Regions from separate parts of the Mus musculus genome. Here all the other regions are linked to region 6. The links are chromatin loops, found by intact Hi-C in ENCODE. Cell type or tissue: heart. All regions are shown on one strand. Region 1 overlaps Pnpla5 (patatin-like phospholipase domain containing 5). Region 2 overlaps Parvb (parvin, beta). Region 3 overlaps Sult4a1 (sulfotransferase family 4A, member 1). Region 4 overlaps Parvb (parvin, beta). Region 5 has its middle 3.4 kb from the start of Gm34027. Region 6 has its middle 13 kb from the start of Gm34201. Region 7 overlaps Samm50 (SAMM50 sorting and assembly machinery component).

What was found. A loop is a pair of places that touch in the nucleus more often than their neighbours do. Peaks named below come from ENCODE experiments on the same cell type or tissue, not always from the same donor. Only the 100,000 strongest peaks of a DNase experiment are listed, where the experiment ranks them.
Region 1: a loop joins it to region 6, with 3 times the contacts of the local background. A loop is called at or near these places in 12 of 42 quality-filtered maps.
Region 2: it touches region 6 in a loop (4-fold over the local background); 31 of 42 quality-filtered maps call a loop at or near these places.
Region 3: it touches region 6 in a loop (10-fold over the local background); 8 of 42 quality-filtered maps call a loop at or near these places.
Region 4: a loop joins it to region 6, with 6 times the contacts of the local background. A loop is called at or near these places in 18 of 42 quality-filtered maps.
Region 5: it touches region 6 in a loop (9-fold over the local background); 29 of 42 quality-filtered maps call a loop at or near these places.
Region 7: a loop joins it to region 6, with 7 times the contacts of the local background. A loop is called at or near these places in 21 of 42 quality-filtered maps.

Annotation. Positions count from the first base shown.
Region 1 is chr15:84,113,519-84,117,518 of GRCm38, forward strand. It overlaps Pnpla5 (patatin-like phospholipase domain containing 5), which reads right to left. Exons shown (of 10, transcript NM_029427.1): 7 at 2,103-2,229; 8 at 329-445. Among named protein-coding and RNA genes, the nearest start is that of Pnpla5, 7.7 kb to the right of the region's middle. In heart, a CTCF peak has its summit at 2,405 (motif pointing right); no DNase peak of the experiment used is centred here.
Region 2 is chr15:84,282,291-84,286,290 of GRCm38, forward strand. Parvb (parvin, beta) reads left to right here. Exons shown (of 13, transcript NM_133167.3): 4 at 472-574. Among named protein-coding and RNA genes, the nearest start is that of Gm22890, 39 kb to the right of the region's middle. In heart, a CTCF peak has its summit at 1,929 (motif pointing right); no DNase peak of the experiment used is centred here.
Region 3 is chr15:84,072,114-84,076,113 of GRCm38, forward strand. Sult4a1 (sulfotransferase family 4A, member 1) reads right to left here. Exons shown (of 7, transcript NM_013873.3): 7 at 3,984-4,000. It also overlaps a transcript of Efcab6 not described here. Among named protein-coding and RNA genes, the nearest start is that of Efcab6, 8.8 kb to the left of the region's middle. In heart, CTCF peaks have their summits at 272 (motif pointing left), 1,996 (motif pointing right) and 2,873 (motif pointing right); no DNase peak of the experiment used is centred here; H3K27me3 peaks cover 3,833 bases.
Region 4 is chr15:84,258,726-84,262,725 of GRCm38, forward strand. All of the region lies in intron 1 of Parvb (parvin, beta), which reads left to right. Among named protein-coding and RNA genes, the nearest start is that of Gm33723, 21 kb to the left of the region's middle. In heart, a CTCF peak has its summit at 1,784 (motif pointing right); a DNase peak (open chromatin) is centred at 1,796; H3K27ac peaks cover 1,150 bases.
Region 5 is chr15:84,534,413-84,538,412 of GRCm38, forward strand. No RefSeq gene overlaps it. Among named protein-coding and RNA genes, the nearest start is that of Gm34027, 3.4 kb to the right of the region's middle. In heart, a CTCF peak has its summit at 1,731 (motif pointing right); no DNase peak of the experiment used is centred here.
Region 6 is chr15:84,612,284-84,616,283 of GRCm38, forward strand. No RefSeq gene overlaps it. Among named protein-coding and RNA genes, the nearest start is that of Gm34201, 13 kb to the right of the region's middle. In heart, no CTCF peak of the experiment used is centred here; a DNase peak (open chromatin) is centred at 2,128; H3K27me3 peaks cover 3,616 bases.
Region 7 is chr15:84,210,821-84,214,820 of GRCm38, forward strand. It overlaps Samm50 (SAMM50 sorting and assembly machinery component), which reads left to right. Exons shown (of 15, transcript NM_178614.5): 14 at 217-358; 15 at 3,306-4,000. The coding sequence ends at 3,351. Among named protein-coding and RNA genes, the nearest start is that of Gm52212, 4.4 kb to the right of the region's middle. In heart, no CTCF peak of the experiment used is centred here; DNase peaks (open chromatin) are centred at 1,541, 2,141, 2,511, 3,851 and 2 weaker places; H3K27ac peaks cover 1,337 bases.

The DNA of each region.
Region 1 (4,000 bases), 500 kb before region 6:
GCTCACGAGGGGGTGGGGGAGGGAATGTATTCCAACCACAGAGCCATGATAAAGATCCCCAGCAGACTGGCCAGACTGGCTAGCGTGACTAGATCCCAGATACCGGATGGCACACACAGCACCCTCAGGTGGACAGACAGAAGGACATTGCATGTGTGCTGGGTACTGTGTGTTAAGTGCGGGACACTAGATGGATACTGTGCAGTAGGTGCTAGGTTCTGAGTCCTCTGATTTCGGTGCTGGGTTCTGAGTGCTGGGTAGTGAATGTGGGCATCATGCAAATACTCCAGCCCCTCTCCACATGACCCCCCCTCCCCTGCCACCTCACCTGCCCAACCTGAGAAGCCATGACTTGGCCATGGAGTAGACCTCGAGGGTGGTACTCTTCAGGATGCTCCTCATCCAATCCAAGTCATCTGGAGCCTCGGGTAGCCACTCCATCAGCCTGTGGGAGAGGCAATGTCAATTTCCCAGGGAGCCGTGGGATGGTGCCAGATCAGAGGTGAGAGGGGAGCAGGGCTGAGTGCCCAGGTTGAGCAAGATCATCTCAGGATAGCCTCACGGGGAATATGCATGGTAGGATGACCTGAAGTAGACTTTGAGCTTTAGGGAGGGATGGGGCTTGGGGTCAACTTCCACAGAGTTCCGGTGGGAAGTGTGTGGTGTGATGTTAGGTTGGAGGCTACTCTGCTCTGTTGCCTAGAGATTTAAAGGACCTCTCTGGGGCCCAGCTTTGCTCGCCTGCCAAATGAGGACCCTCTGCCGAAGTCCCTTCCCCTACTTATCTCTATCCATCCCTCTTCCTGCCCCTTGTGGGTCATAAGAAAGCAGAAGGGCAGACGCAGTGTGTTCTGAGCTGTCTCTGGCAGGCTCACACCATAGAGATGGCTAGATTTTACATTCCTTCAGCATCATTTCATCAGCTCGTGGCTTTAGCCCACAGCTCTGTGCAAGGTGAGTCTGTCAGCAGGAAGGTGTCCCCCAGCTTTGGGCGACTGCTGACCTGATCACTAGCTCCAGGCAGTACAACACAGAGTGCTGGGACTCACCATCACAGACTTCTAAGGAAGAGGTTTTTCAGAAGCACAGATCTCGGGTCTAGGGTTGGGGCACATGGCTAGAACCCCAGGCAGAGGAAATCGTGAGTTCAAGACCACTCTGGATTACAAAATCCTCAGGATTACAATACCACTCTGGGTTACAAGATTAGAAAGATCCTTTCTCCAAGAAAACACCAGACCTCCCTATAGCACCTCTGTGTCTTGCTGACCTCGTGTGTCTGTGTGTCTGGCCACAGTCACTCTCTAGCTTTCCCTATACCCTCCTCCCCTTGGGTTCCTAGGGTATGCTTGACTCCCTTCTGCCCCAGGACCTTTGCACGCACTACCCTGTCCACTTGGAAGGCTCTTTCTTCTCCTTTGCCTAACGGACTGTAGCTCATCCTTAAAACTATAATACAGATGTCATTGCCTTCCTTCCCTGAACAAACAGGTCTGAGTATGTGCCAGGCTAGCTCTGTGCTAGTATGGCTCTTTCTTAGAAGCTAAAATGCCCAGGTGATGTGGCCGGCTGTGAGCTGTGTGCTCCACCAGGCCAGGAGCCAGGTCAAGGTCAGCCTGCCTCTCTTGCCCCAAGCTCACACCTAGTCCTAGGTCAGCCTTCAGCAGCCAGTGAGTGAGCAAAGGAAGCAGCGTAGGCCACTAACCCAGCAGGGATACAGCTGCAGCCAGTCTGACCTGAAGGAACCCTGTTATTTAGGAAACATGCTATGACTTAGAGAGGTCAGGAGAGCGGGCCCACACCACACAGCCAATCTGAGGTAGTTCAGCTGAGAGAGTTGCCAATGGCATCATCACATTGTCACAGCAACTCTACCACGGATCAGAGGGCAGAAGGTCACAGAACAGTCTAAGTACTAGCCAGAATTCTGGGTAGCCAGCCACATCACCTCCCTTATCAGTTCTTTTGGTAGAGCCTACTCAGGCACTCCATGGGCCAGCCCGTGGCAACTAGTGCGGGGAAGGCAGGTACCTGCCATTTCTAGCCACCTACCCACCCTCCCTGGTCACAACCTCCCCCCTCCCCAGCCCAGGCTATCTCACCTCCTGCTCCGGAAGTAGGCATACTCGAAGGGCAGTGTACAGGGCAGTAGCAGGTAGGCCAGCACCTTCCCTGGCACTGAACACTGGACACGGGTCCAGAAGTCTCTCTTGCATGCCTTTCTCAGTGCTGCAAGACAGGAAGACACCCACGGCTCCTTTGTACCCTCAGGCTGTGAGGTTGTCTCCCCTAGCCAGCCCAGGTCACCCTGGAGCCACCAAGCCTTGTGGTCCCAGAAGATGAAGATAGTATGTGAACCTCAGCATCTCCATATGGATGGAGCCATAGCTGCCAGCAGGGGTCACCCTATACACACTCCGCTTAACCCACTGAGGCCCCCCCTACAGAAGACGAGACCAAGGTTCAGAGTGGTAGTTCAGAAGTGCCCAGTGAGAGTCTCTTCCACGAAGAGGCAGAGCCAAGACAACCTTGAGGCCTGCCAGGCTCTGGTTCTGAGCTCCATTTTCCTGGCCTCCTACCGGGAGAAGTCCATCACAGTGCCTTGGATAAACAGGCATCCCCGGGCCTTTCTCACAGCAATCGCCTCAGAGCAGCTGTGACCACAGCATCCTTGTTTGCCAGGCCCAGTTCCTTTATTTACCATGCTAAGCAGAGTGCTCCCACCCTGACTGATCAGGGCAAGAGCCAGATGGCCACTCCAGACTGCTGGTAACTCCTATCGCAGCTCTGATTGCAGGCAAGGAGACAACACCCAACTCCATCTATGCCCTAGTCATGGGAAGTGGGTCCCAAGCAGAACACTCCTCTAAGGCAGTGGGTGAGAACCTATGGTGTCTAAGCATCAGACTTACTCTCCCATTTCCTGCCCCAGCCAGCTGCAGTGCACAGGGGCAGTAACCACACCCCACTGATCCCAAATTCAGAAGCCTGGATGTAGGGCTCAGTGCAGACCAAAAGCCTTCTGTATATAAATTAATCTCTTACTTCCTCAGTGTCTCTTCTTGAACCTTCACTATCACCTCAACCTCTTTGGCCACTGCCCTCCCTCATTAGCTTCACTGCACCCCAGGCCTCCCCCCAGCTGTGGTTTGAATGAGAATGGCCTCCACAGGCACATATATTTGAATACTTGCTCCTTGGTTGGTGGAAGTGTTTGGGAAGGATTAGTGGGTGTGGCCTTGGAGGAATTGTGTCACTGGGGGCAGGCTTGAGATTTCAAAAGACTCCCAACAGGCTCTTGAAATTTGAGACAGAAGATCTTAGCTGTTTCTACCAGCATCACGGAACTATAAGCTAAATCAAACACTTCCCTTTTTTGCTTTTGTTTTGTTTTGTTTTGTTTTGTTTTGTTTTGTTTTGAGACAGGGTTTCTCTGCATAGCCCTTTCTGTCCTGGAACTCACTCTGTAGGCCAGGCTGGCCTCGAACTCAGAAATCTGCCTGCCTCTGCCTCCCAAGTGGGATTAAAGGCACACCCAGCCAAACACTTCCTTTTATAAGTTACCTCGATCATGGTATTTTATCTCAGCAATACAAAAGTAACCAAGACACCAGCTCTCTCCTCCTGCCTACCCAGTCATCCCCAAGTTCATGTCTGCCATCTTACCCTAACACTATGCTATGATCCCAGAGACCCACCAGCTCAGCCTCTCCAGCCCCAAGGCCTTTGCCCATGTGATGACCTCTGCCCAAACTCTCATCCCTCCTTCTTTGGCTAGCAGCTCCCATTGAAGTGTCTCTGGGATGCCACCTGCCATGTGTGCCTGTGTTCATCCCTAGGCACCTCAATGTGGCCTGGACACAGACCTGTCTTTCCCAGGCACGGGCTTGGGCTCAATACCCTAATGGCAGATAGGAATAGCTGTTAAGTTCCTTCTCTCAGGGCCTCAGTTTCCCCACTGATGAAATAGGTTGCAGTTAAGAGTGGATGACACAGAAAA
Region 2 (4,000 bases), 330 kb before region 6:
AAGATAAGGATTGTTTACACAAACTTGAGACAGGAGATGTTTGGTGTAAGCATTACAATGCTACGAAATGGGATCTGAGAGCAGAGAAATCAGCATTTGAATAACCCAAGGGTCAACTCAACCCAGTGTACAAGAATATGGCGCCTCCAAGCGCCCACTGCTCGAAGGTGCACCTGCGAGTTCTTCCGCTAGGAGATAGGTGTCATCCTCTCTACCCATGCTCTCTGCAGGTTCCCAGCCTACCCGGGTTCTGCCAGGCTCTGCTGGGGGCTGTTAGGAAGTCCTAGCTTCATGTATGGATCTAGTTCTCCACTCTTACCTTGGCCACGGACCAAGAGACACCTGTTGTCTTCCGTGGTCACCAGGCAGGTGTCTGGTAGCCCCTGTGCGTTTGGGCCGCTGCCCACCCGAGCCTGCTCTGACCCTGGCTTTATTTAGCAACTCTGTGACAATGCCTCTCACCTGCCCCAGGTACTTCTGGACTGGATCAACGATGTGCTGGCAGAGGAGCGCATCATTGTGAAGCAGCTGGAGGAGGACCTGTACGATGGCCAGGTGCTCCAGAAACTTCTGGGTGAGTGCCAGGACCCCGCCATGTAGCACCATCCTTCCTGCCCTGGGGCTCTTGGGAACAGACCCAGAGCTTGGCGTACACCTCCTGCTGGCCCCATCTGGGGTTTCATTGCTGTCCGTATCCATGGTTTCTTTGCTGGCCAGTGCATACCCAGCCTTGGGGCTGCAGCAGGTCATCTCGGATGCTCATGCAGTCATGGACCAAAGAAACAGCGTTCAGTGAGGATTCAGGCCCCTTATCTCATCTCTCAGGCCACCCGTGTTTCATCTAGTTATAAACACTGTTAGGATGGGGTGGGAGAGAGGGTTGATCTCCAACAAACCCATCTGAGAGGACATGTCCTTGTCCTGATTCAGAACATGTCATTGTCCTCATTCGTGCTTCCAGGCTTTATTGTCCCCCCAAGTTCTGGCTAAGGATGATTGAGTGTGTTCTCCAGAGAGATGGGTGGAAGGAAAGATGGTCAGGTGGACAGCCTCTCCATCAAATGATCCTGAGCCTCCCTGAACACTGGCTTCTAGGTCAGTGAGTCACGAAGCAGACATCGATCTACCCCGCCCTTCTGGAGCTGCAGTCTGTCTGAGCAGACAGTGACAGATGCTGTGGGTCTCAAGGGTAGTTAAAGGCCATACAGGTGCCATATGGCTAAAGTGGGTGGCCTTACAAAGCACTGGGGTCTGAGCCTCAGGGGGAAATGAGGGAAGAGTGGCTAGGAGAATGGAGAACAGAGTCGGTGGTGAGGGGTGGCAATGTTCACGATGCCTTACCCTGGGGCAGTGATTCATGCCTGTCATCCTACACCTGGGATGCTGAGGCAGGAGGATTGCTAGTTTAAGGCTAGCCTAGCCTACATATCAAAAGCCCCCCTCTCTCTCTCAAAAACAAAAACACCCACAATGGATGACAGTCTCAGGACCAGCTCTGATGGTGGCTGGCCCTGTTGTGAGCATGTCTTGTAGGCTATGCTGTCACCTCTGGCCACCTCGTTGCCAGAGGGAGGTGGTGAGGTATTGGCTCTCTGGCTTCCGAAGGCTTTTCTCTCAGCTGTTTGTCAGGTGCCTTGGGCACAAGTCGTGTTCGTTCAGGTCCTGTTTTTCCTTACCTTAGCAACCCAAGGGCGGGACCAGGGACTCAGCATCTCCAAATGCCTTTTTATCCAGGGCATTTTGCCCTGTTCTTTTCTGACTTCTTCCAACACCCCACCCCCACCCCCTTTTCTCTTCTGCCTCTTGGCTTGGGCATCTTGACCACTCTTCTAATTTTCTTTTTTTAAGCGTTTATTTGTTTTGATTTTATGTCATGAATGTTTTGCCTGCACGAGTGTCTACCACTTGCATGCAGTGTCTGTGGAGGCCACAAGAGGGCAACAGATCCCCTAGAACTGGAGTTTATGGCCGGTTGTGGGCTGTCTTGTGGATGCAGGGAATTAAACCCAGATCTCCTGAAAGGCAGCCAGTGCTCTTAACCACTGAGTCACCACTCCAGCCCTGAGGTGCTTTCCTTAGTGTTACCAAATACGCCTTTGTGCCAGGACTGGTGCAGAGTCCATCACTTTACATTGCCTAAAGTGCTAGGTTATCGGTGGTGATGGGGAAGGTCATGTCCTTAGACAAGGTGATGGCTGGCAAAAGAGGTGCTGAACATCTGGGTGGCCATGGTAACCCATCCGAGAAGCTTACGGTCCAGCAGAGTTCCTTGTACAACCTCAGAGGCAGAGGGTCTGTGGCCAGGCAAGCAGGATCCAGAGGCTGAGGCAGTTTTGTGAGCAGGGAAGGAGATTGGATCTAGAATTTGGCTGGGCTGGTAGACAAAGGGTTTCCTTCCAGTCTGTCACAAGAGCCACTAGGGGTTTGAACAAAGCCATACTATGACCTGTGTTTACAAAGGTCACTTAGGCTTTTGGGTGCAGAGTGGGTAGGATGGAGGGTTTGGGGTTGGAGCTGGGTGAGTGGTGTTAGCCGAGCCCCAGGCTTCAGAAATGGCCAGAGTGGAATACAGAGGTAGACTCAGGAATGGAGTGTGGAGGCCAGAGATATGGACGGGGCAGCTAGTGAATGGTGGGTGAGGATTTGGGTTGAGTCTAACTGTGTGGAGCCTGTTGCTGGGGCAGGAGTGCTCCCACCGGGGAGCAGCCACCTAGAGCTGGCATTTAGCACCATGGGACTAACCGTTCCCTGGAGTGGGGTTTCAAACTCCTCAGTGGGCTGAATACCAAATAGTCAAGAGTGAATGTGGATGTTTGGTTAAGAATACCAGACCTTAAATAAGGTTCTGTGGCTTAAAAATGAAGCTGATGAGATGCTGGAAGGGTGCTTGCCCTAAGCTGATGGCCTTTGATGCCTGAGACCTACGTGGAGCAAGCGGGGAACTGACTTCTGAAAGCTGTCCTTTGGCTTTTACATGCATGCTGTGGCACACATGCCTACAAAACACAGGCTCTCCCACACCTAATTAATTAGTTAATTTGGGGTGGGAGGTTGAGACAGGGTTTCTCTATGTAGCTCTGGCTGTCCTGGTACTTGCTCTCTACACCAGACTAGCCTCGAACTCAAAGATCCGCCTGCCTCTGCCTCCCAAGTGGTGGGATTAAAAGCGTGTGCCACCACTGCCCAGTTAATAATTTGATTTAAAGAATACGGCTGGACCATGAGGATGGTTTTGTAGACACCTAGGTTTTATCACGAAAACGTCAGAGCTCGGCTTTGCTCTACAGGCACTGGTGTGCTGGATACTGTGGTACACTCAGGCTTGGCTCTGTCTGCTGCCAGCTGCTTACCATATGTTCAGACGGAGCATCTGAGATGACTGACCCCCAGCTGAGGCTAAGGCTGCACACTGAGCTCTGAATGGTGTGCCACAAGGTCACAGTGGATGGGGCGGCTACCCTGGGTGGCCCACCTGCCTCCTTTCCAGGGCTTGGAGTGTGGCACCAACTTAACTTTTTTCTGACCCTTGGACATGGTGATTGGGATGGTGATGGCAAGGCATGCGTGTGCGTGCGTGTGTGTGTGTGTGTGTGTGTGAGTGAAGGTCAGAGGTCAGTGTCAGATATCTTCCTCAGTTGCTCTCCACCTTCTTTCTCGAGGCACAGTCTCTCACTGACCCTGAAGTTCACCAGTTAGGCAAGATTAACTGACCAGTGAGCTCTAGGGAGCCTCCTGTCTCCACCTCCGCAGGCACCCCCATCTGTGCCAAGATTACAGACAGGCATTGCCACACCCAGACTTTCCTCCTGGAGCTGAGTTCAGGTATTTTTGAGCCACCTGACTTGGGTGCTGGAATCTGAACTTGGTCCTCATGACTGAACAGCAAGCACTCTCAACCTCTGACCCCCATCCCCATCCCCACCCCACCCCCGCCAACTCACATGGCAATGCCTTTTCATTGGAGCAATCCTCCAGTTGGTGCTGCATCTCAGCATCACAG
Region 3 (4,000 bases), 540 kb before region 6:
AGACAGAATGCCAACAGTAAAGATGGTGGCTTCAAAAAATACAAGATGCTGGGGACCAGAGAGATGGCTGGATGGACCAGAGTCCATAGAGTGTGTGCGTCACAAGCTTGAGCACCCACAGCCCATATTAATAGACAGACAGACAGACAGACAGACAGACAGACAGATAGATTAAAAAAAGCCAAGTGCAGAAGTGGAAATAGCTGACTTCGTAGGGCTCTTCTGGTTCCTCAAAAACCATTGTTAACAGAACACGAGCTCCCTCCTGTGGCAGGATTCAGGGCTACAACTCACACTCAGAGTCAACACCACGCCAGGCTCCAAGCTTAAGCCCGATTGTCCTCTGATGTGAGGAGCTGGCAGAGGACCAACATGCCTCAGAGACCATGACTATGGCCACATTGAGTGGCAGATGTTTCTGGGACTGGCTGTCTCCTGCTGGCCCCATCCCCACTGGACAGCCGTTACAGTCCTCACGCTCGGCTACCCTCTCCAGACCACTGTGCCAAAGTCACAGGAGACTCCCGGGGCTGCACATTGGGACTCTTTGTCAGAGATGAAAGTTTTCTCCTTGTGGTCCCAAGAGTGTTGGAGAGACTACGGGACTCTAGGGGGTAAGGGAATAGCATCCTCTTGTTTCCCTAGGCTGTCCCATTCCCTGCTGGCTCACCCGTTTCCAGACTCTGCTCCTGCCTTTTGTTTACACCCAACAGTATCTCCACCCTCCCAGAGGTTGCTAGTTCTGAGCCTTCAAGGTACTTGCTCTGTTCCTCGCTGTGGCTCTTCTCATCTGTTCCTCGAGGAGTGGTTCTCAACCTGTGGGTCGCCGTCCCTTTGACAAACCTCTGTCTCCAAAAAATACGTACATTGCAACTGATAACCATGACAACAAAAATAATTGTATGACTGGGGGTCACCACAAGTTGAGGAACTGTATTAAAGGATCTCAGCGTTAGGAAGGTTGAGAACCACTGCCCTAGAAGAACAGAGAAGGGGATTGGAAGTGAGCAAGGATCTAGAGAGCAGAATGGCCACAACCGTCCGCAGCACTCAGCCTTACCATAGCAGGTGCTCCGCAAAGGACTTGCAGGGGAAGGGCTGGAGGCAAGAAGGACCGTGAGTGGCTCCACAGCACTGAGTTCTGGGCGGAGACTTGGGAGGAGGGGCACCAGGCACAGGCTCCACCTACAAGGATGGGAGGGTCTTCCTTGGTCATTGGGAAGGCCAGGAGCCAGCAGCTCGTTCATCCTGGGCCTGAGTTAGGAACTTCAGCCTCTACCAGCTCAACAGCAGCAGTACAGAATTCTGGGCTCTGAGATGTGACGATATTCATTCATCAGCTGCTGGTTAGGCAGCGCATCCCTGCTCCCAGGGCAGTCGCGTCCACGCGGGAAGGGGGATGCCAGGAGGTGATGCAGGTGTTAGGAGGCAAGCAGGGGTAGAAGTATAGAGGAACCAAGGAATCAATCCAGTGTAGGAAGGGATGCTGCCTTGGTGGAGGTGCAGGGCTGGGCAGCTCAGGGGAGGGAGGTGAGGATGCTAAGGGTCGTTCAGGCCGTATGGGGACATCGTCTGCCAGGGGGATACAAAGGACTCCTCTGAGTTGAGGCGTTGAAGACATGGGAGCACTCAGTTTCTAGGGTCAAAGGTCATTCCATGGCTATACCCAGACTGAGGTGCCACCCTGTCCTAAAACATGCCGTATGCAGTGTACAGTGATGGATAACATTCTGGGAAGGGGATACCAAGCTCTAAGCAGGGCAGGGCTGACTAGCTACACAGAGGACTTCCTGCGTAGGAGCCACACACCCTCCGCCACTATTAACAAACAAGAAGGTGGGTAAATCCATCTCCCAGGAGATCCCTAGGATGGGACCTGCTCTTAGTGGTGTATGTGACCACATAGGGTGGTGGTGTCCTTCCCACCCGACTCCCACCTCTTGGGCTGTGAACAAAACCACAAACTAAGCCCAAGCTGTGAGATGACAATCCCACTACAGCCACCAGGTGGCGCTGGCTGGCCTGCAGTTTGGGGATGGGCAGAACCTGCTAGGTAAGGGTTTTCCTTTACTTTTTGTTTGTTTGTTTGTTTTGGATTTCAGAGAGTCTCAGACTGGCACTGAATTCATGAGCTTCCTGCCTCAGGCTCCCCACTGACGAGCTGGCGTGGGGGGGGGGTGGGGGGGGCGGGGGGGCGGGGGGGGGAGACACAGTGCCGGGCCGGGTTTAGGGAAGGTTTTCTGTATCGTATTCAGCTTCCAAAGTGGTCCCCCTCCTGGTGGTGTTCCAGGCGATTGCAGAGTGAGCAAGATCATGCCTTAGTAGCTGACTATATAAAGTATGGAAGCCTCTTAGGGGCAGAGAAGCCCGGCACACCAACCAAACTGGTGAGGCAGAGTAGGAGAGAGCTCAGGACTCCTCGGCAGGAGAGCTGCAGCCGCCTGGGCTTCCAGTCCTTAAGGAAGAGCTGACACCTCTGCTGCTCCCCAAAAAGACTTTCTGGGGACTTCCTCTGTGAACCCAAGTCAGGCTACCACTGACCTGCACTCCGGGCCTTACCACAGGGGAACAAAGGAGGGTCCTTCTATAAATACTAGCCTGTGGCTCCACCCTTCTATTTGTTCTGCTCCTTAATCACAGTCGAGCTCAACGCTCCGACATCAGCACAGCCCTTCTCCAAATCCACTCAAGGTACAAGGAACCTCTAAGACACGGGCCCTGCCCTTACCCTCCAGCCTGAGTGGTACAGCTGGGGTGAGGGGCCCGCAACCTCACAGGAAACTTCTCAGCAGCCAGGGAGCCCTAGAAAACACCCTCCCGGTTAAACCTCCCGGGGCTTCCCCAGGCTCTCATGCTCTAGGGGGCGCTCTGTAAGCCGATGTCTGGCTCACCTCCATACAACCCCTGCGCAGGACATGCCCGCCCGGGAGCTTGCCAGCCCTGCTCTCCCCCAGTCTCCTAAGCCCAAGTCCTCCGTGTGAACTTACCGGCTGTGACATCAGTCTTTTGGGAGCTGTGTGTGTGTGTGCGCGCGCTGTGGTGTGCATACATGTTTACATGCATATGTGTGTGGGTGCACGTGTATACGTGGGGGCAAATGGTTGATGGCCGGTGTTCTCTTTGCTTGCTCCCTGCATTATAAGTTAAGGCAGTCTCTCACTCAGCCTAAAGCTCACCAATACAGGCTGGCCTAGCTTATCCTGTGAATCCCATCTCTACCTCCTAAGTGCTGGGATGACGGGTGGCTGCATTCACATACTGCTGAGTCCTTTTTGGTACCCCACGGGCTCTACCCACTGAGATATCTTGATCTCAACAGCCCCATGACATCGCTCCCGATCCTGAACTAACCCTTGATTCATTAATGAGTCTCCTTGACTCATCCCTGACTGGAACTAAAGCTCGGGGAGGCTGGGTCTTTTCTTGCTGGCACAGCCCCACGGCAGCGCTGAGGCCCCTGCATAAGCTGAGGGGTGATAGGTAAGGCAGGAAAAGGGCTCTATCACCCTGCTTCCTCAGGGCTCCCTAGTGTGTGTGCGCCAGTTTGGAAATGACTTAAGGACAGATCTTCTAAGCACAGCACGGGGACACAAAGATGACTATCCGGAGTTTGCATTTGCTCCCATAAGGCTGGGGAAGAGAGCCAGGAAGGACTTGATCAGTCTCCATCCCACCATGCCCTGGGCTGGAGCCAGAGGCAGACCCAGACTGCAGAGGTGGAAGAGATCTACAGGAACACCGGAATCTCTCACCCTTACTTTCACTTCCAGGTCAAAGGTCACTGAAGTAGTATATAGGCTTCAACTCTCACTGAAGTTTGCCTGGGGTAAAACAACCAAATTCTGCCTCATCAGAACCCACTCCTGGCGCTTTCCCACTGTAGCCACGCCCAGGGGACAGGGCAGGAATGGGGCTCACACTCCTTTGAGGAGAACGCTCAGGGACCCTCCCCCCCTCCACCCAGCACACAGACAAAACACACAAACAGGGGAGGTGTCTT
Region 4 (4,000 bases), 350 kb before region 6:
TGTCCACAGTTCTCAAGAACTTGTTACCCGGGGAATGGAGCAGAGGAGAGAATATGCTTGCCCTGTTGGTCAGGGGCCAAGGAGGTGGCCTTGGGGACAAAGCAGAGAAGACAAAGCTTCAGGAGGAGGGCGGCTTATGGGGCTCAGCTGTGGCTGCAAAGGGCAAGCAATTAGCACACCTCCGACTGCTCCTGTGAAAACTATTAAATGGCCAGGCAGTGTGGAAAGCTGGAGGTAGCCTGGTCCCCAACTGCCTTCAGGCCAAGGCTGCTGGGTAAACCTTCGGAGAGGCTAGCTCAGGGGAGGTGGCTTCAGGTGCTGCGGGTGGCCGTCCTGTGGTGTCTGCCCATAAAAGCCAATGCCTGTTGGGAAATCTGTTTTCTAGAAGACCCCCCACCCTGACCTCTGTGTCAAGGACCAGTGGCTGCCTTGCTGTGTGGATCAGGGAGGGGCGGTGCTCTCTACAGTGAGGTCAAACAGCTCTTCCTTTCTGTCTAAAGTTCTGCTGCTGAGTGACCCAGGCTTGTCTCTTTCAACAGCTCTTGAAAGGCCAGTGGGAGAGTCTATCTGGATGTGCAAGGCTTCTGGTAGCCACCCTCCTTGTTTGTTTTTTTCCTTTCTGTCTTTTTGAGACAGGGTCTCTCTATGTAGCCCTGGCTGTCTTGGAATTCGCTGTGTAGACCAGGCTGGCCTTGAACTTACAGAGATCTGCCTGCCTTCGGAGTGCTGGGATCAAAGCAACGTGCCCCCCATGCCCTTGTTTGTTTCTGTAGGACTGTGGCAATGAGGCACCAGAACCTCATTAGTTAGAACGGGAGTCTGTGTGTTGCCTTACAGCCCTGAACGTCATCAGTCAGGATCAGGGCTGGGCTTTCCAGCCTTCTGGAGGCTTCGATGAGTTTTCATCTCTGACCTCTTCCAGTTCTGAAAGGACCCGTGCTGTCCCCGCCATCCCCCCAGCCATCAGCACACTGCATCTCCCAGTCTGTCTCTGTTCCAGGCTTCTCTTCCTGCCTGGAGACCCCATGGGGTTGCTTGTACTACCCAAGCTAACTTCAGTATACATTCATTTTTTTCATCACAGAAGGGGAAGCACCATGCAACCATAAAAGATGTAGGAGAAAGAGGTCCAGGGAGTTACAGCGAGAATCCCCAGGCAGGAATGATGGCAGATGCCTGTAATCCCACTCAGCAATTGGACCAATGAGGCAGGAGAAGGCCTGTGAGTCTGAGGCTAGCCTGGGCTACGTATCAAGATTGTTCTCCAAAGACCAAAATAGGGAAAATAACTGCAAATAAATGATTGATTAAAGCTGCAGATTGCTGGCCCAGTTGCTCCTGAACTCACTGAGGATTAGCCAGCTGTTCTCTGAGCAGTTTGCTCTCTGCCTGATGCCCTGAGGAGCCAGGAGACAAGCAGGTGACACGCCTGCCCTTTACAGAAGTGATGGCAGCTAAACCTTTGGCGCAGATGTGCCAAACTGTGACAATGCCTCGAAGAAAGGAGCTGTCAAGGGAGGCCAATGTGTTGGGGAAGTGCGTGGGATCCGTGGGTTCCAAGAGTGTCAGGGGCAGGGAGCGTGTCTACATAGGCTCTTAGCCCTGGCTCCTCATCTGCCAAGCTTGCAGAGTCCAGTGCTAGTGTTCTGAGCACCCCTCCCCCCGTCCCCGCCCCCCAACCCAGGTCTTTGCTTTTTATCTCAGCCAAAGAAGATTAAACTGGACCTGCCTCCCGAACGAAGTCTCGTCAGACAGCCATAGTACAGATGACCACTAGAGGGCGCCATGTACATAGCGTTCCTGCTCTCAGCCCAGTTTGGGGGCGGGGGGAGTGGTTCTCCCCGTGGCAGGTGTACAGTAGAGCTCTTTTGTTGTTGTTGTTAATGGCTTAATGATTTAATCTTCTTATTTTCTCAGCAGAACCGCTTTGGACTTCTGGGTATGTGGGAACATTACCGATCAGATTAATTACCGCTGGTTCCACAGCTGGGAAGCGGGCCTCGCCGGCTCCGCTGAGGAGTGACTCTCCTGCTGCCATTTCTGCTCTCATTCCTGTTCTACACAGTGCATTTCTCTATCTGTATTGAGCTTGACCAGGCTTGTTCTGCCGCTTCGAGCGACCAGCAGATTTCATTCCCAGTCTGCCTTGGTGAGCAAGCAACCTGTATAGCTTTCTCAGAGGGATGGCACGATGTGTGTTCACCACCGGCAGGGAAATCTGCATTTTGCTCTTTTGCTGTTTATTTGTTTGTTTGTATTTGGGGTGTTGCACGCTCTTCTCTCTCCGAATTCTTCTGCACCTCCCCCCAACCATGATTAAAATCACTTGTCGAAAGGCAGTGGAATTGATTGAAAGGAAGTGGGATCAAAAGCAACCCTTCCTAAGTTGGGGACTCCAAGGCTTGCGGCAAAAGGCCTGCTGTGTGGCCTGGGGTTAAGAGTCATTGATCATCAGCACCTGAGCTGAGGGTCTGAGCCAAGAGAACAGATGATGATCAGGGGAGCCCTTCTGTGCGGGGCTGGGGTGTAGGGTGCAGCTTCAAAAGCAGGGAATCAAGTCATAGGGCTGAAGTCCTCTAGACTAGCCAGTATGCTGTGTGACTCTGCAGTGGTGACACTGGCTGGACATGGTGTCACATACTGTAGTCCCAGCACTTTGGGAGGCCCGAGGCAGGAGGATTGAGAGTTCCAGGACAGCCTGAGCCACCGGGCTGGCTAGTTTTATGACAACTTGACACAAGCTATAGTCATCTGGGAGGAGGGAACCTCAATTGGAAAAAGGTCTCCATAAGGTTGGGCTGTGGGCAAGCCTATTAGAGCATTTTCTTAATTAGTGATTGATGGGGGAGGGCAGTGATTAGTGATTGTGGGCAGGGCCATCCCCAGGCTGGTGGTCCTGGGTTCTATAAGAAAGCAGGTTGAGCAAGGCAGGGGAAGCAAGCCAGTAAGCAGCACCTCTCCATGGCCTCTGCATCAGCTCCTGCCTCCAGGTTCCTGTCCTGCCTGAGTTCCTGTCCTGACTTCCTTCAGTGAGGGACTATGATCTGGAGGCATAAACCAAACCAGCCCTTTCGCCATAGCAATAGTAACCTTAACTAAGACAGTGTCCAAAAGGAAGGACTAGGGACGTAATTCAATGGCAGAGCATTTGCCTAGTGTGTGTGAGTCCCTGGGTTTGACCCTAGCGGCAACCTGGGGTACCTGAAGTTGAGGTTCCAGCAGTCTCTGACCTTCCCCAGTGGCCTGTGCTGTTTGCTGGCCCTCACTGCTCCATAGCTGTGGTCCACACTTCCTTTCCCCCTGGACTGGGCCTGCATTTTCAGCTTTACCACAGCCCTTTGAGCTTAGATGGCCCTGAGCCTCCCATAGGCACTGTGCTGGTTTGAGTCTGACACCTGCTCTTTGCAGGGACTTTGGAGGGCCTGTGCCTCTGCAGCGTCGTCTGCAGCCAGGGATGAGCCATGCTTCATCCTGCTTATTCCCGTAGCCTTGGTGTGCATGTGCGGAGATCTTACAACCCACACCTCAGGAGCCTGGGCAGAGATTCCAGGAGCTTCCGAATTGGTTGAGCCTCGTCTTTAGGGTGGGTGTTTGACATCTGGGTCCTTTGAGAATTGGTGACGTTGGTACCTGCTCTCCGAATCCCCTGAGCATTGTTTGGTGAGGTCCTCTGCCCTTGGCACTGGCTTCCAAGCTGAGCCTTCCAGAACATGGATTTGACTCAGTTCTCTTCAGGTGAGCTCAGGTGAAGTGAGTAAGTGCCCAAATGTGGCCCAGCTATGTGATGGGGTGAGGAGTAGGGGCAGAGAGACTTAAATCTTATCCTTAGCCACTCTCCATGTAGCGGAAAGTTGTTACAACGGCCCTGTGATCCTGCCTACCTACTATTATCTGTCCCCTGTGGTAAGAGATGCGGTGTCCACAGCTGTTCCGTGAGGCTTTCCTCCCTGTTTCTCTGTCTGGATTGTAGGGACCTTCAGAACTGGAAGATGACTTCCGG
Region 5 (4,000 bases), 78 kb before region 6:
TTTCTCCCATTATGTCCCACCTGAGCAGACTGGCCTCCTTCTACCTGACTCTCCTACCGCACGCAGCCTGGAATTAGGTCTTTTTTCCAACCTACTTTGCCAGTGGACATGTAAGCTGGTGCCTCTGAGCTGTACCTGGTAACAATGTTGCCTTTTGGGAGCCTTTGTTTGCTGATTTAACCTTCCTGCTCTGTCGTTTTGTTTCTCTGCTTTATCCTCCCTGCATCTGGGAGACCCTTGAGTATTCCTTCTTAGAATCGGGTTTGATATGACTGATGGAGATTTGCACGTATCTTGTTGAGTAGAGGTTTAAAGTACATACTGTGGATTTTACCTACCAACCTCATTGTTGTCTATTCACCTTTTAGAATAAAATAGGGGCCCTTACCCCCCCTTTCATTGGCTCCACACTTCCATTTAGAATATAACTGTCCTAAATACATCTGTATACATCAAAAACCACTTGGGCAGTGGGAAAGGTTTTACTTTATCCCTGGACACATTTTAGGGCAGTCAAGAAAAGTCTCATTCCCTGCCTTTACTCAGCATCAGAGGCTACTGAGGATCTCCTCTCCTGCTGATCCACTTCAGGGTCCATTGACTATGATTCTGTTCATCTTCCTTCACTTGAGAATGGCCCCATTGCCCCTTTATTCCTATGGGATACTTTTGCTAGGTATAGAATTCCTGACTGTCCATACTGTCGAGAATCTCAGTGCTGGGCTACACAGCTCCCAGGAGGATCTGCTCTTTCTGGCTTTGTCACCCATGTGTGCCATTTCCTTCTTGCTGCCTTTGAGATGCCCACCCCTCCCCCCACCTCACCCTGAACCCATCTTTAGTTTGCAGATATTTAACTCCGGCTAATGTGTCTTGATATATATTTCTTTGGGCTTATATATCTGTAGGTGTTTGTCTTTCATCAAATCTGGGAAGTTCCCATATGTATTTTTTCACAGTTTTCTAAAGGAAGAGAGATTTATCTTAGTCATAGTTCCAAGGTCAAATCCTTATTTCAAACTCTCTCTTCTCCTAAGTTCCTAGAGGAAGGAATGATGGATCTGTTGTTGTGTTTTCATGGGCCCTTGAGGAGCAGTGCTTTTAAGATGGGCCCCACTAGGTATCCCTGGCTGTCCTGGAACTCACAATGTAGACCAGGCTGGTCTTGAACTCATATAGAGCTACTTGCCTCTGCCTCCCAAGTGCTGAGACTAAAGGCCTGTACCACCATCCTGGCCCGAGGTTCATCTTTTAATAGTTTTCATCTCCATGTGCAGACTGTGAGGGACTGAGTCTGTGTGTCTGTGGGGATTGAGTTCCTGTGTCTGTCTACTGGGTTCTTCCCCAGTCCTCTTCACTCTGTTGCTGAGACCAACCAGTAACTTTTTCTTCTGATTCTCACTCCTGGTCTATGATTTCCAAATGACTCTTCTTTACAACATCTATTTATTTGTGGGAGTCTTCTGTTTTCTTGTAATCACAGGGGTAGGTTACCATGGCTACTGTGCAGTCCTTGCCAGATACTTCAAGTATCTTTGTTGTCTTGATGTTTGTGCCTACCGATGTTCTTTTTTATTTGATATTTTCTTGGTTCTCAGCATGGCATATGATGAGATACATATATATATCATCATATGCCATATTATATATACATATACATATATAATAAAAACCATGTGTATATGGAGAAGGGGACAGTGCATATGAGTGCAGTGCCTGAAGTGGTCACAAGAGGGCAATAGATCCCCATGAGCTGGAGTTACAGCTGGTTGTGAGTCCCCTGACAATGGGGCTGGAAACCAAGCTTAGGTCCTCTGCAAGAGAAGCAAATTCTTCACCAATGAGCCATCTCTTTAGCTTCCACATGTGATTTTCAACATGTCCTAGACCTTTGGTGCATATGTTGCATTAGGAACGTAAGTGAAACTATTTTGTGTGACTTGGAATAATGTGATATCTGTAAAATAGGAGCTTGCCACCAGCTAGCTCTCAGATAGGCGTCAGAAACAAGCCCAGGACAGGCCTTGATATGCTAATGTATGCTAATGGTATACTAATAATATGCTAATAAACCACCCCCAAGATGGTGTTGATGTGCTAGTGAACCAGCCCCAAGCTGAGAGCCCTGATAGCACAAAGCTACCACCAACGACAAGATACAAATATTGGAACTTGGGGGATAATCTCTGGGATCCCACTGCCATGTTCCTACTACATGGCTTCTCTCTTTATCTCCTCTGTGATGATCAATGAGGTGACAGGAGATTTTGTGTGTGGCTTTGGCTTCCGTGAATGCTGAACTTCCGGCACTGGCGACAGGTTTACACATGCCCACCACTCAGCGCTCAGCGCTAGCCACGAGCCAATGCTTTCAAGGCCCTCGGATCAGTGCCATCCTCCCAGCCTGCCAGAGCTGAAGGAGTTTATGGCAGATGGAGGTCAACCCTGCAAGCTTCCAAATCATCCCCAGTGGAACCCTGCAGCAGCGTATTCTCTCCAACCAACTGTCCCCTCTGCTTGCTTAGATGTCAGTTCACCTTTTGTATTAGAGTGTGTGTTATCATCAGGTATGTTTGTGTGAATAAACGGAGCATGTTCAAAAGTCAAATCTTGTGTGGACATCCTCACCGCTGAGCTCCTCACCGCCTGTAGGCTATCCTCATCCTCATGATGGGACTCTGAACCTTGAAATCTAATGTGTAGGATGCGTAGGGGTGTAAGGCCCTGAGCTTGTGGGGGCCAGAGTGACCTGTCAATCTTAGTTGAGAGACACCTTTACACACTGGCTGCATCTGCCCACCAGTGGAGAGGAGGGGGTAGCCAAACCGAGTCTTGCCCTTATTATTTTTCAGTTCTGTAACTTTAGAGTCACGGTTTCAGTTCTCCCATTGTGCTTAGCTTCCGGTTCTTCTGTTTTGTCTGTGACATCTGCAAAGACAGCTGTCGGTAGCTCCTTACCCCATCGGCGTCCCTCTAGTCTGTCCTCCTGTGTACATGGAAGATCTCTCATTGCTGTCGTCAGCCCATGGTGCTTCTCGGTGAGGATCTCTTATGGATCGTGCTTGGACTTATTAATGCATGGAGTTTCTTCCTCTTGATTGAAGCTGTTAGTTTTAGAGTGAGACTCAGTTCAAGGAAGTCACAGAGTGAGAGCTGCCTCCAGGCAAAACATTTATTAATGGTGTCCGCAATACAACAGAGAGAGGAGCAAAACCCTAGCCCGCCCAGAAAAAGCAAAAGGGTGTTTCTGTTTTTTCTTATTATTAAATATTTTTCTGTGGAAATTTTTGCATGCATATATGTGTATGTATGGCGTGCACGCCTGGTGGTCATGGAGACTAGGAGAGGGCACTGGATCCCCTGGATCTGGAGTTACAAAGCTTGTGAACCACCTTAGAGGTGCTGGGAACTGAACCTGGGTCCTTTGAAAAAGCAGCTGTTACTCTTAACCACTGAGCCCCAATGGGGCATTTCTTCCAAGGTCCCTTGGGAAGGGGGTGGTGACAGAAAAGTGGGTCTAAAGTCACACGACATCATGCTCTTTGTTCAGGTTGGACAGGTCTTTGGAAAGTCATAAGGATGTTTCTGATTAAGGGCCATGGGGAAAATTCCAAAGAACACTGGGTTTCCTTTTGGTGCGTGGCTCAGCGAGTGCTCAGCCTCTGTGCCTGACCGGTGGGCATGTGTGAACGCGGCACCAGCATCCGTGTTCTCCGGTCACTGGAGCCTGTAGCTTTCTCATTTAGGGCTTTGTTATCTGGAAGCCCCGTCTCCAAGATGGGCAGTCTCCCTTTCTAGGTGAGCAGACAGAACCAGCTCTCCTGGAAAGATGGAGGGAAGTTCAAGACGGCTCAGGCTTAGCAGCTTATGGGGTTCAGAAGGGCCTCCCCAAGGTTTTAAAAACAATAAGCAATTTCTGGAGAGGACTTACTGGTGATATGGCCACCCCTGATTTACCAGTGCTCCTCCTTAAGTAACCCCCAAACACTCACTGGTTCAT
Region 6 (4,000 bases):
GAGCCCCTTGGAGCTACTTTTGGGTCTGCTTCAGAAGGCAGCCGCTTGTCACCAGCTAACAGTCCCGAGTCTGTCCCATCCTTGGTCCTGGGTGTCCTTGAAGCTCTAGATCCAGAGGGCTCCTGGCTTCACACAGAATAAAAGCCAAAGACTACATAGGGTGGAGGCTCTGTGCAGCCTGCTCCTCAGGCCCTGGATAGCTACTCAGGGCCTTGCCTCTCCCTGCCAAGAGTGGGTGATAAAGAAGCCAGAACCAGTAGCACATTGTAGACCCTAGAGGAGCCAGCCTTTCCCTGAGCAAAATGTATGTGCCATGCTGGGATTCCAATAGTAAGGGTGTCTCCACACCTGGGTAACAAGGGGCACAAAGTGGAATGGGCAGGGCCAGGAAGTCTCATCTTGGGGGTTGGAAGCAATCATAAGGCTGTGTTTCTCTGTCCTCTGCCAGGATCATCTGATGGCGCTCACATTTATCAGGCCTGCAGTTAGCAGGGTAAATGAGGCTGCCGGCTCCTGACAAACATGGGGACAAGCGCAGGCTGGGTGGCACCGTGCAGCTTCAGTGCACCAGTAATTGCTCCTTCCTGGAAGCTGAAGAAGTGGAAGTCAGGAGGGGACCCCCCTGCCTGGGGTGCGGTGGGGAGGGGGAGAAGCCTGGGAGGCAGGTGGGAACCTGGGGAGGAGGGAGGGAGGGCTGGGAGATCCACCATCCATCCTGCTAGAAATACTGCCTAGAGAGCCTCTAGAGATCAGTGGGGGATGCCCAAGCCTCTGGCTCACAGAGTGACACCCGTGACTTTAATGAATCAGCAGCTGACACAGCATCTGCTAATGGCCATCCCTCCCCACTCCCTTCCCTGCCCATCCTTGAGGATCCTGGATGGGAAGGGCCCAGGATAAGGGCTTTGGAGCAGGCTCCTCCTCTTCGGGTTCTGACCAATAAGTGGCATCCCTGAATGCCCTAGGGACAAGAGGATCCTCTGAAGGAACAGCCTAGGAGGGTGGTCAGGGTAGGGGGGAGGTCCTGCCTCTACCAGGCTCATTTCTCTGCTAAGGCTGGGCACTTAGAAGGAGACCTATCCAAGGAGGGAGTATGCTGTATGGGGCAATAACCAGATGTGCCCTCCAGGCTCACCCCCAAGCAGGGTGCATATCAGAGGAGCCTCTCAGGAAGGTAGCAGCTGAAGGAAAAGGTAGGGACATGCATGTGGGCAAGAGGCTAAAGCCCTCCAGAAAGGAAGACCCCACAATGTGCTCCTATGCTCACCAGAGCAGCCCCTATCACAGACAAGGGCAGCTGAGAAAAGAACAGAATTTACAGGCAATCACAAAGCCCAGGCTCCCGAGAGTGAAGGAGAGACTGCCTCCTCACCTCTTCCTGTCCCCTTCTCCCCTAAGCCCAGGCCTCTTGCCCTATGTGTCCATGTGCACCGGATTGCCAGTACTCTGACCCTCAGCAGTTGGCACACAGCCCGCTCCAGACATGAAGGCAGCAAGCTGGGACCTTTTTCCAAAGTGAGTCACGAGTTGCCAAGAAGCTAGTAGAGGGAGAATATAGAGGCTGTTACCGGAAGCCAAGGGAGCATAACCCTGATGTGAGACCTGGGTCTCCGACCGCTCTTGGCCTCAGTTTCTCTACCTGTAGGATGGGATAATTACAAAATGAATTCTCGGGTGCCGGGAGGCTCCATGAGTCAATGTCTGAGACTCAAATTAAGAAAAGCCAGGTGCTGGGCAGATGTGGGGATCTGAGGAGATTGGGATGTTGCCATGGTGACAGGAGCTCCGCGTTTAGTGGTAAACATCTCCAACCCTCAGAAGCAGCCTCTTCACTATCTTCTGACATCTTGAAGAGAGGCACAGCCAGGGTGCAGCCACAAGTGACACTCTGGCCCAATGGGCTGTCCAGGAGCAGCCCAGTCCCTGCACAGAGACTCCAAGCGTGCAGGTAGAGACAGCACAGCAGTCGGCAACAGGGCAGGGCAGGACAGCAATGGACAGCTGGGATGGCACCATGCTCCCTGTGGCCCAATGCACTTGACTTTAGTAACCACGGAACAAGCAAGGGCTTTGCAAAGCTGCCCCACCTGTCAACTACACCAGATCCTGGCAAATGGACCTCATAGGCCTGTCCACATCGGTGCAAGGCTGCCCCCTACAGGTACGACTGGAGATTGCAGGGCAGATTGAAGCGCTACAGAGTCAGATGTAGATCTCTACACTCAGGACCAGTGCCTTCTGTAGGCACTGGTGTCTTGGCACTGAAGGTCCTGCCTGGCCCGTGTGTGGGAGGCACAGATGCCAGTGAGAAGCACAAATACAGCATAATCAGCAGGCAAAACTTTGAGGACAGCCAAAGCTAACCCCCCAGAGTAGAGAAGTCTTTCTGCCACCACCCCACAGAACCCCATGGTGAGGAAAAGAGGGAGAGAAGGGAGGAGAGAAGGGAGGACAGAAGATGGGAGGAAGGTAAGAAAAGAGAGAGGGAAGAAGGGAGGACTACTGGGGGTGCCTGGGGAGTTTCCCCTTGACTTCAGCCTGGAGAGACGTATGATGTGAACTCTCAGAAGTTTCGGGGAGACACAGCAGATGTAAAGGCCTCAGAGTGGCCCTCTGCCTGCCTGCTGGGATCAGCAAGATCTGGAGTGGAGCCATGATATTAAAGTTTCTCCCCAGGGAGAGACATAAGCAATGGCTTCCCCTTCTCCTAAGGCCCCAATGGTAAACTGAGGCGCAATTCCACCAAGGTTCTCTCTGGGGAGCCAATAAGTTGGCCTTCCTTACACAACACAGGTGAGGGGTTACATGCAGGGGTGTGGGCATTGCTACCCCCAACAGATAGCACCTAGACAGCCCTTACCCAACAGCTTTCCCTTAGATGCATAGATGGAGCCCTCTCCCCTAGTCTTCCTTGGTCCCTCTAGCCCTTCCCTGTTGTCACATGCAATTAAGGCAGAGTCACAAACAGCAGGTGATAGTCTGGATACTCAGGTGAGGGTCTTATAACTTTCCACCCCTCCATAGTGGCTGCAAACCGTCAGCAAGCCTTTCTGGGATCAGCCTTTTGCAGCAGAACTCCCCAAGATAACAGTCGCTTGGCTCAGAGGGCCAGTCACTCACAACGAGCCATCAGAAGAAGAGGTCAAGAGCCAGAGGTAAAACTGTGCCGGGCCAAGGTGCACATGCTGGAATAGCTGGAGAATGAGTGTCACAGGTCTGCCTCCTGCGGCGGTCTGCAGTGGCTGTGAGGGGAGAGATCATAGGAGACTACATCTGAAACGCAGACAGCGAGGAAGCGATTGTCCACACCAGGGGAGGCCCTACAGAAGCTGGACAGCAAGCAAGTCAGAGTTCTCTGAAGCTCTTTTCCCAGCTCTGGGCCACGGTGCGGACACCAACCGGGGAAGGAGGCCCCTGCAAGCCAAACTAGCAATCCCACTGGAAATATCAGAAGCTTCAAACCCTGGAGCAATCTCTCAGACACAAACACACCTGGAGTATCTGTGACCCAGCAGGGCAGGGAGAGCATAGAGCCCCTCCAGGACACATTCGCCTTTGATTGGAATTTCTGCACCAGCTTCCCCTCCGGCCCTGCCAAGTTAGAATGGGGGCAGGACTTCCGCGCAGTAAGGTCTCAGGGAAGCTGAAGGAGAGGATCTGGCCAGCACAGGGGTGTTCAGGTGCTCTCTATCCCTACTGTATCCTGTCCATCCCAGAGCTTGTAACAGCACAGGAACACAAACAGATAGGCAAACAGACAGACAGACAGACCCGGAGGCTCAGGTCAAACCCTCGAGCTAGGTACACGGGAGCCCCCTGAGACTAACTCCAGGAGAGTTGATGGACAGAAGAAAAGCAGGTATTCCCAGTGATCCTGTGAGGAAACTGGTCCATTTTATAGACAGTACAATTGAAGCTCTGGGAGGTGAAAGGAGCCCTCACCTACCTCAGCACCTGGAATATATCCGCTAAACCAGCAGTTCTCAACCTGTGGATCGCA
Region 7 (4,000 bases), 400 kb before region 6:
CTGAGGTGTGGCATGGGCCCCGCTGCTCTGCTAGAAGAGCCTTTCTAGGCCAAGGGGCAGGGTAGCCAGGCCCAGAGAGTCGAAACCTTCAGCTGGCTGTGGAAGAGTCGGGTGCCCATGATGCCAGCCCCATACCTGTCTCCACCAGCTAGATCCAGCTGTAAGGGGCCCTGTCAGGGAGGGCCACACCTCTGCTCACCACCTTCACTGTTTCAGGTGAGGGCCCCAAAGCCCATATCCGGAAGCTAGCTGAGTGCATCCGCTGGTCCTATGGAGCAGGCGTCGTCCTCCGACTTGGCAACATCGCTCGGCTGGAGCTGAACTACTGCATTCCTATGGGCGTGCAGGGGGGCGACAGGTGTGTGGGCCACTGTCAGCTCTGCAGCTCATCGGAGCTTCTGTTGCAAGTGGTTCCGAGATGGCCACTTCAGTATAGGTCTGAACTTAAAGAGAGAATGGAGTCAACTAAAGAATGAGAGCATGCGGTCCGCTGCTGAGCTGCTCTTAGTTGGAGGGGGAAGGGAAGACCCACCCCTTCCCTGGAGCACTGCTGCTCTGCCTCAGGGGCTAGCCAGGGGAAGTGTTGACCCTGCTTGCTGGATGTGTAAAGCAGGAGAGAGCTTCCCTGTGCCAACCCTGGCCTGGGGCTGCCCACAGCTTTGCTCTGGGCTGGAGGACTCCACCCATGGACATGGAGCCATGTCTGTGTTCCTTGGGTGGGTTAGACCAAGGGCCATTCAGGGTTATAGAGAGAGCCTTACATTACCTTGTAGGCATTGTCTGGAGGCCCAGAGGGATTGTTATGAGCAGGGAGCTTTAGTAACAAAGCTCGGAAAGTCAGAGGTCCAGACATGATGGTGGGAGGCAGTTGCTAGGACACTGTACCTGGCTTCCATGGGACGGGCCACCTGCTGACAGGCAGGCAGCCTCACGGGGAGCCAATGCAAGCACCTGGCCTCTCATGGGCCCCTCTCTTGTGCCTTTATCCCAGACAGATCAATTCCCACGGGCCACAAGGCCAGATGCCACCTTGCCTTGTGGTAGGGCCTGGAATAGGTTACATAGCTACTCTGGCTCTGTTTTCCTGTGCAGAGACTAGAAGGCTTTGACAGACAGCTCTGAGCTTTCAGGGGAAATGTTGCATGTCCGAGCGGCCCTCCCGCTCTGCTTTTGTGTGGTCTGACTATGGTGTCTGTCACTCCCATACTGCTGTGTTGTACTGGCCCACTGTTCTTGTCTCTCAGTGTCTTCTGTCCACCACGCCTGCTGCCTACAGTCTGACCTGCCACAGTTGCTGATTGCACAGTGCAGTGAGGAGAGGAGGGCTGGGCCCTGGTGCGCAGCAGGTGCCTTCTCAGCCTGGGTTAGCTCTGTGCAGCCTACCATGTAGGTGGAGCTGAAGCGGAGCTGTGGCCAGCTGCCTTCACATACTGTGTTGGGGCCAGGTCACAGGGGTGTGGTGGGCTCCAGTGCCAACCACAGCTGCAGCAGCTCTCTGAGCAGCTCACCTCTTGTGGCCCATGCTGCTGTAATACTGACAGCAGCCACAGGGTGGCAGTGTGCACCAAGCAGTTCCTTCGCTCTTGAGCTTCTTGCTAATTGGCCCTTTAGCGAGTGTTCTTTACAGCTCAGGACCCCTCAGCTGCAATGAGTTAAATCCAAGAAGCATGTTTCAAAGATAAATTGAGAACATACCCTTCAGGAAGAAGAAGTCTGCTGTGCTGAAGTGGGGAAGACCCTGGCCCGGGTTTGCCTGGCAGCTGTTTGCCATTGTGATGGTGGCAGGCAGGTGTTGGCTGTGGGTAGTGAAGGCTGTCCAGGGTCAGCCTTGAACATAGAGATACCTTCCCTAGTGTGGTTTGCCTTGCAGCTTTGTTGGCAAGAGTGGAATTTGAAAACATTTGAGGGAAATGACCTCAATTTTATCATGTTTCTAAAATTAGGCAGTTGGCAGGTGGACAGTTGTCTGTAGCCCCACCCCCAGAGTTAAGCCAGGTGCTCTGAAACTGGCAATTGTGGCCTTTGCAAAGGGTGACAGTTTGAAGTGTTCTGACTTGTGTCCTGAATGATTTCTGGCACAGTCTTCTCTGGGACCTGAGTTCTGTCACAGCGTGACTCCTCAGACCAGGTCCCTGGAGACTCAGCAGTGAGTCAGCCCCGCTCCAGCTGTTCCTTGAGCTTCAGGAGGGACAGGACACCATCATTGCAGCTGGGGAGGGCATCCTGTATGTGGGTACAGCTGTCCTGGGGGAGGGGTATAGTATGGGTGGACAGAGAATGTGGGGTTGCTGAAGCCTTAAGGGAATGGCTTCTCACAAGTGCGCCTCTTTCTATTCTCCTCCCCCTCCCCCTCCCTTCAGCCTTGTTAATGTCTTCCTCTCTGTGCCTGTCAAGGGCTCTATTTGGGGCCCACGAGTGCTGTTTGCCCACACCTAGCACACCATCCAGGGTGGAGTGTTTGGGGGTTAAGAGAGGGTATCAGTGGACTTCTCGGATGACCCCTGCTAGGCCTGGTATAAGGGTGAGCACTGGCACCATGCAGCAGGAAGGCAGCCTACACCTGGCCTAGAGGTAGAGGCTGAGGAGGCCAACGGGGTCTGCAGAGCACTGATGGGTCCTGGCCCTGTAACTCTGGATGCCACCTCGAATACTCATGGGCATTGCTCTGTGGTGTGTGTCATAGCACAGGCATCTTTGACTTGCTTATCTCAAAGCTTACTTCTCTGAGGCAGCCGTGGTCCCTCTTATGTAGGCCGGGGCTGAGGGCACAGGTGCACTGTGCAGCTTGGCTTGGGTCTTCAGCCTCCAGAGATTCAGCTTCCCTCCAAGCAGGAGGCTCCTCCCCAGGGCAGAGTGACTGCTTCCATTTACCTGTGCCTTGACATTCCAGTATGGCACAGCACTCAGAACTGGGTGTTTGGTGCCTGCAGCCAGTCCTGAGAAGGCCCACACAGGACATGGTTGAGCTAAGCTCTCCAGAGAGCACACCTGAGGTGACCCTTTATGTATGTCATCCTGGGTCAAGAAAAGGGCTGGCTGGTGGCTGGCCTCTCTGAGGCTGGGTTGCTTGGTCATTGTGAGGCCCAGGCTCTACTTGCTGTCCTGACAACAGGACAGTGCACCTTTGGGTGGGATGGAGCAACAGAGGGTCTTGGGCTCTATTCCTGTCTTTTCTCCTTTCTCCAGGGGCTAATTCCTATTAGCCTAGGGAACTGGGGGGGGGGGGGCAGGGGCAGGGTAGGGGTGCGTACAGAGCCTCTCGATGGTGTAAGGAGCGTCCTGTTGACCTCTCTCTTTCTTTTTAGGATTTGTGATGGTGTCCAGTTTGGAGCTGGGATTCGGTTCCTGTAACTTGAGTCCCAGGGGCAGCTTGGATGAGAAACAGGCATCTCCCAGGCTCCAAGCCTATTTGGAGGTGACACGGTTGAGTGCTTCTGGGCCGGAATCCTTATGGGAAATCACGTCAATAAATTTTAAACGCTCAGCGGTGTCCTGGATGTGGTCTGTTTTTCAGGCCATGCGTCTTTATGGACACATGCTTTTCCTGAGGACATGTGACAGTCTGACCTGTGCTGTCCTGGGCCTAAGGGCTTTCAGGTGACTTCTCAGAGCCTTTTCCTTGTAGACTCCTAGAGTCTACTGTTGGGACCCCACTTACCAGAAGTAGGGCTGAGCTGTGGGGTGGCCCTGAAGGACACTGACCTTGTCATGTCACAGGTTACCACCTCAGTGCAGCAGGACCTGCCAGTGCTGGTATGATGCTAGGATTCCGAGGCAGACGGGAAGTGCGCTGTCTGCTGATAGCCATGGCTGCTCCTGCCTGTCATGCTTGTGACTCAGGCTGCACAGCTATCGTCTTACAGGAACCTGCGATGTCCAGTGGGCCATAGGCTCAGGTGCTGCTGGGCAAGACTGACTGCTAAAGACCTCTGTGCTCTCTCTTCGGAGCTGGCAGGCCAGACTTCTGCCTCTGCTCTTTTAAGGACAGTCTTGTAACATG